2 separate regions of the Homo sapiens genome follow, and region 1 is linked to region 2. Evidence: chromatin loops called from intact Hi-C (ENCODE). Cell type or tissue: PC-3. All regions are shown on one strand. Each heading gives the region's core, and the rest is flanking DNA. Links, peaks and the distances in the headings are about the cores only. Region 1 holds the start of KRTAP2-3 (keratin associated protein 2-3). Region 2 has its middle 6.7 kb from the start of KRTAP17-1.

What was found. A loop is a pair of places that touch in the nucleus more often than their neighbours do. Peaks named below come from ENCODE experiments on the same cell type or tissue, not always from the same donor. Only the 100,000 strongest peaks of a DNase experiment are listed, where the experiment ranks them.
Region 1: a loop joins it to region 2, with 10 times the contacts of the local background. A loop is called at or near these places in 6 of 110 quality-filtered maps.

Annotation. Positions count from the first base shown.
Region 1 is chr17:41,058,796-41,061,711 of GRCh38, reverse strand. It overlaps KRTAP2-3 (keratin associated protein 2-3), which reads left to right and starts at 1,598. Exons shown (of 1, transcript NM_001165252.2): 1 at 1,598-2,472. The coding sequence starts at 1,662. The coding sequence ends at 2,048. RefSeq lists enhancers at 1,279-1,853, 1,854-2,428. In PC-3, for the core only: no CTCF peak of the experiment used is centred there; DNase peaks (open chromatin) are centred at 1,291 and 2,261; H3K27ac peaks cover 2,500 bases.
Region 2 is chr17:41,320,927-41,323,842 of GRCh38, reverse strand. It overlaps the pseudogene TBC1D3P7. Among named protein-coding and RNA genes, the nearest start is that of KRTAP17-1, 6.7 kb to the right of the region's middle. In PC-3, for the core only: a CTCF peak has its summit at 1,324; a DNase peak (open chromatin) is centred at 1,322.

The DNA of each region.
Region 1 (2,916 bases), core at 88-2,587, 260 kb after region 2:
AGTACTGTGTTCTTTTGTTAACAAAAGCAGTGGATTTACAGACATATTTCTCTTTTTAGTTTGGCATCTCTGTATACATTCCAAAACAAAGAACAGAATGCTAAACCATGTATCAAGTGAGTACTTATTTTATTTCACTAAAGGGAATAAAACTTTTTAATAACTACTGCTACATGTTATCTATTTTGAGTGACTCCGAGTTGGAAAAAGACTGGGAGACATCACCAGTGTTTCTACTCCACAGAAGACCTGTGGTATTGCTAAATATTTGCCACTCTTTGATCCGTACGACTTTGGAGGAATTCATTTTGTAAATCTGGTCTTCCAAAAACTGTGATGGACTATGATGGATCATAGACTCAAAGGACTTCAAAGATCAGGGATATGATAGACCAAAGGGTGTATTTTTAAAAAGAGAAAACAAAACAAAACACACCTCAGAGGTAAATTTGCACTGAAGACCATCAGCATTCCTTGGACAATGTTATCTTTAATCTACCTTCCAACTCTAAATTTATTTTCTGTATTCCTATTCATCTTTGCTATGGCTGGAAAAGACAAAGCTATTTTATTGGTCACCAGCTAAACTAATTCCCCTTGTCTTTTTCATAATGCCACCTTCCCACCTCATAAACAAACAAAACCCTCAGCCAACAAACTAAAGAAGCTGTGACAGAAAGATAATTGATTCCTTTGTAGATATTGTCCATAGATTTTTAAGTATGTAATACAAAGTGCATATGTCAAAGCAAGAAAGCAAGAAATAGCCCAATTTCAATTTTATTTCTAGGTCAATAATCAGGGAAGGGCATTCAGAAAGGCACAGAATGAATGAAATCCCCATTTAGTTTGACCTTATTGTTCCCAGAAAAGTTCTTTCCCTTTAATTGCTTGATTTATCTTTGTCTTGCCTTACTAAAAGTTATGATTACTATGTGATAGGAAACTATTTGAAAGCTATTTTTCTTTCCTTTCCCCCTCCACCCCCAAATAGTACAGTACCATCTACATAATAAGTGTCTCATAAGTGTTAATGAGTTATAAACCAACTCAGATTACTAAAATAAAATCAGTCTAGCAGCTTTGGTGATGATTTTCTTATAAACAAGGTTAGGCACTGTGTCATTAAACACTGGGCCATTCTTTCCATAGCAGAATCAATACACATCTGCTCTTATGAGCCATTTTGGTTTTTAAGAAATTCTTGCTTGATCTCAATGCCAATCAGAAACCCAGCCTGTGACTCATGAACATTCCAGTCCCATGCTTAAGTCACGGATGGCAGCGAACAAGAGGAAAGTGTGATGGTGGCTGGATTCTTCAAACTTGCACCTTCTCACATGGCATGGCCTGGAAGGACTAGCTGATAGATGAGCAATTGTTCTGATGATATACATGACCAGGTATTCCGTTCTAGGGAAAAAGTAGACAGGTAGAAAACAAAGCATTCTTTAGTGATTTAGGGATCGCTGCCTCAGCAGTTAAATCCAGAGTTCTCATTTCAACGGGCAGCTACAACTCCAGGAAATGACCTCATGTCCTGGGGGTCATCAGCATCCAGCTAGGATATATAAAGGGCCCAGAGTGGAACGAGGACATTCACACCTGAGAACATCCAGCTCCTCTCAACAGCCCAACCCACACCAGCCTCAGACACCACCATGACCGGCTCCTGCTGCGGCTCCACCTTGTCCTCCCTGAGCTACGGGGGAGGCTGCTGCCAGCCCTGCTGCTGCCGCGACCCCTGCTGCTGCCGCCCCGTGACCTGCCAGACCACCGTGTGCCGCCCCGTGACCTGCGTGCCCCGCTGCACGCGCCCCATCTGCGAGCCCTGCCGCCGCCCGGTGTGCTGCGACCCCTGCTCCCTGCAGGAAGGCTGCTGCCGCCCCATCACCTGCTGCCCCTCGTCGTGCACGGCTGTGGTGTGCAGGCCCTGCTGCTGGGCCACCACCTGCTGCCAGCCTGTGTCTGTGCAGTCCCCCTGCTGCCGGCCTCCCTGCGGCCAGCCGACCCCTTGCAGCACCACCTGCAGGACCTCCTCCTGCTGAGACCCCACCTCTCCTCTCAACGCACGAAACATTCCCAGGTGCACAGAAGCTTGTGCAGACTCTTCTACCCCTTCTGGATCAGATGAGAGACTCCACCTTTGCAGCCTAGCTGATCCTCAAGCACGAATTCAACAATAACATCCTATCTATTTCCCCACATAATTATGCAGCTAATCCTGGCCCTCTCTGACAATCTTGAGAAAAATTCCAGCTTTCATCATTCGAATTCCTGGCTTGAAAAAAAAAACGAGTAAATAAAAATCAAAGCTCCTCTTGAATAGAACTCTGTCCCACTGACTCATCACCCTTTTTTCTACTGTTTCAAGGTTCTCAGATGAGATTTTTTTCTTCCAGGATAATACTATTTGTATGCTGTATTTTTGCACTGTAAAAAAAAATAAAATTATATTTCTGGGGAAGCAAACATTTCTTTTTATTTATTGTTTATTGCTCTTCAAAAGCTCATATTTAGCTTACATTACAGCATGCAGAACCAGAAGAACGAAAGGAGAGATTTTCTAAGGGCCATTTTTGAGCTTTAGAATAGGAACAACTCAGGTGGAAGGTCTATAATTTTAATAGCATTTCAAATAAATCTGATCATCTCATGATTCACCTTCATATTTCGAGTCGCAGGTTTTATGGTGATGCTGACGAAATGGTGAGACTACAGTAGGTCTCTGTAAACATAAACTTGACTTATGAATAATTCACACACATGATAAGGGGGAGGAAGTCTAAGCTAAGTTATAGCCCTATTTGTTCACCAATGTAGGAAACTGTACGGTAATTGATGTCAAACAAGACCTGGGAATCCCTAGCCACTGAACATCCTATGCTGGAGGAACCACTATCCCATCTTCTCCAT
Region 2 (2,916 bases), core at 219-2,718:
GGATCTCAGAAAGTGGACAGGGCCAGACCCTCAGGCTGCCCCCCTCCTCTTGTGCTAACTTGGAGACAGAACTGCTGAGAGCCCAGGGGCCTGACCTAGCCCTCTCTCCATTCCCACCCGCTCCCTAGATGAACCACGCTCCCTAGATGGGCCACGCACCTCTGGCCTAACAACGACCATGGGCTGGACCTGCAGGGGTGCCAGGGAGGAGTTCTGGCCCTGAAAAGGAGGTTGGCTGGAGCCAGGTAGACACATCTTGCCTCAGAAAGGCCTTTCTAAGGGCAAAACCCATCCCTGAGCTGAGATTGGTGCTTTAAGGGATGAGGACTCACTGCAGAATCCCAAGGCGATCAGTGCCTTTGTAGATGTCAGCATAGTGAGGCCCCATGTCCGCTGGCAGCCCAGCTGGGCATCCCTGCAACTCAGAGGGAGCCAGGGTGAGGGGTCCAAGATAAAGGGTGCATGTGTTGCTTCTCTGGCCAGATCCGGCTGCCCTACTCATGTGTGCAGCCAGTTCCTCATCACTCTCACTCCTGGGTCCCAGGGCCAGCATCAGAGCCTCTGTGGGTGCTCCCTAACTTCAGCCCTCCCCACCCAGCATGGTGGAGTGGAGAGGCAAAAAGTTGAGGGTTGAAGGCAGAGGACAGAGGGCAGTGAATGGTTAACGCCTGAGCCACAGCTGAGCCTTCCTCTACCCAGGACCCTCTGCTGGCTCTCCATCTCCTCTGAGTGACAGCTAGAGCCTTGCAACGGCCTCAGGTCATTGAACCTGGGCCTTCTTCTTCCCCTGAGCTGTCTGCCGCTCTCCCCTGCTCACACCAGACCAGACCAGATGCAGACTTCCCCTCTGGGCCTCAAGCATGCCAATCACGCTCCTGCCTCAGGGCCTTTGCAATTTTCTGTGGTTCTCTCAGAAAGCCAGACATAGAGGAGGGAAGATGGGCTTCAGAAACAGACAGATCTGGGTTCAAATCCAAGCTCTGCATTGTCTGGGTAAAGTAATTGATCACCATGAGCTCCAGTTTCTTCATGCACAAAATAAGGATATTAATACTTGTGTTGAGCTATCTTGAGCATTAACCAAGAAAACACGTATAAAGTGCTCACAGCAGGGCCTGGCATGAGGGAGGGACTGATAATGTGTCTCCTTTGCTAAGAGATCGTTAATTGGATGCATGGTTTAAATTAGTTCCATGTAAATATAATAAGCTTCTCTCATCAAACCAAATTTTTGTTGAGTTGCTTCTGGTGAATCTAGTGTCAGAGCCTGTCTTGTGAGTGCTTCTAAAGGAAACACTAGAAGCTGCTTGTGTAATATCATGAGATGAACACTAGAGGCTGCCAGAACAGACGACATGATTGCGTTTTTGATCTCTACATTCTGTTCTTTCTTGTACAGAAACTATTTTTTTTATTTATTAGAGACAGGGTCTCGCTCCATTGCCCAGGCTGGAGTGTAGTGGCTTGATCATGGCTCCTTGAGCTCAGTCACTGCAGCCTTGAGCTCTTAGGCTCAAGCCATCCTCCTGCCTCAGCCTTCTGAGTAGCTGGGACTACAGGCATGCACCACCACACCCAGCAAATTTTTTATTTTTTAATTTTTTGTAGAGGCAGGATCTTGTCAGCAAACTTCATTTAATAGGCAGTCAAGTTCCCCAATTAGGAAAACTAGGATTTTTTTTTTTTTTTGTAAAGCAGTATCTGCCACACACCAAAGTAAATTCCTGATGGATAGCAGCATTAAGTATAAAAAATACAACCATAAAATAGATGAAAATAAAGCAAATAGTTGTCTGATTTGGGGATGGAGGAGAACTTTTGAAACAAAACACTAGGAAAAAAAGATTTCCCTACATAGAAAGAAATTTCTGTGCGTAAAAATATAGACACAACTAAAAGAAAGTGATACACCCTGGGACAAATTTTGCAACATGTGTGAGTGACACAACGAAAAGTTAATATACCTGGCATAATAAAATAAGTTCATATAAGTAAGGTGGGAAAGATGGGTAGCTAATTAGAATGAGCAGATAATTTCTAAAAAGGAAATAACAGTGGCCTATAAAAATATGCAATGATAATTACTAAGTACAAATAAATACTATAATGAGACTTCATAATTGGCCTACCCAATTGACAAAGAGATTTTAAAAATAACAACTAATATTGGCGAAGGCACTGTGAAGTGAACACAAATGAGGACAATTTTTCTGGAGAGTAATTAAAAAAATAATTTCAACTTTTCTTTTGGATTCAGGGGGTATACGTGTAGGTTTGCTACCTGGGTATATATGCTGAGGTTTGTGGTACAATTGATCTCATCATCCAGATAGTGAGCATAGTAACCAATAGTTAGTTTTTCTACCCTTGCTCCTCTCCTTCCCTTTCCCCTCTCATAGTCTCCAGTGTCTATTGTTGCCATATTTACGTCCATGTGAATTCACTGTTTAGCTCCCACTTGTAAGTGAGAACACATGGTATTTAGCTTTCTGTTCTTGTATTAATTCACTTAGGATAATGGCCTCCAGCTGCATCCATGTTGCTGCAAATGACATGATTTTTTTTTTTATGGCCAGGTAGTATTCCATGGTGTATGTGTGCCACATTTTCCTTACATAGTCCACTGCTGATGGGCATTTAGGCTGATTCTATGTCTTTGCTATTGTGAATAGTGCTGCAATGAACATATAAGTGGATGTGTGTTTTTTTGGTAGAACGATTTATTTTCTTTTGGATGTATACCCAGTGATATAATTTGGATCTGTGTTCCTGCCCAAATCTCATGTTCAGTTGTTAATTCCCAGCGTTGCAGGTGGGTCCTGGTGGGAGGTGATTGGATCACAGGGGTGATTTCTGATGAATGGTTTAGCACTAGCCCCCTTGGTTGTGATAGTGAGTGAGTTCTTGTGAGATCTG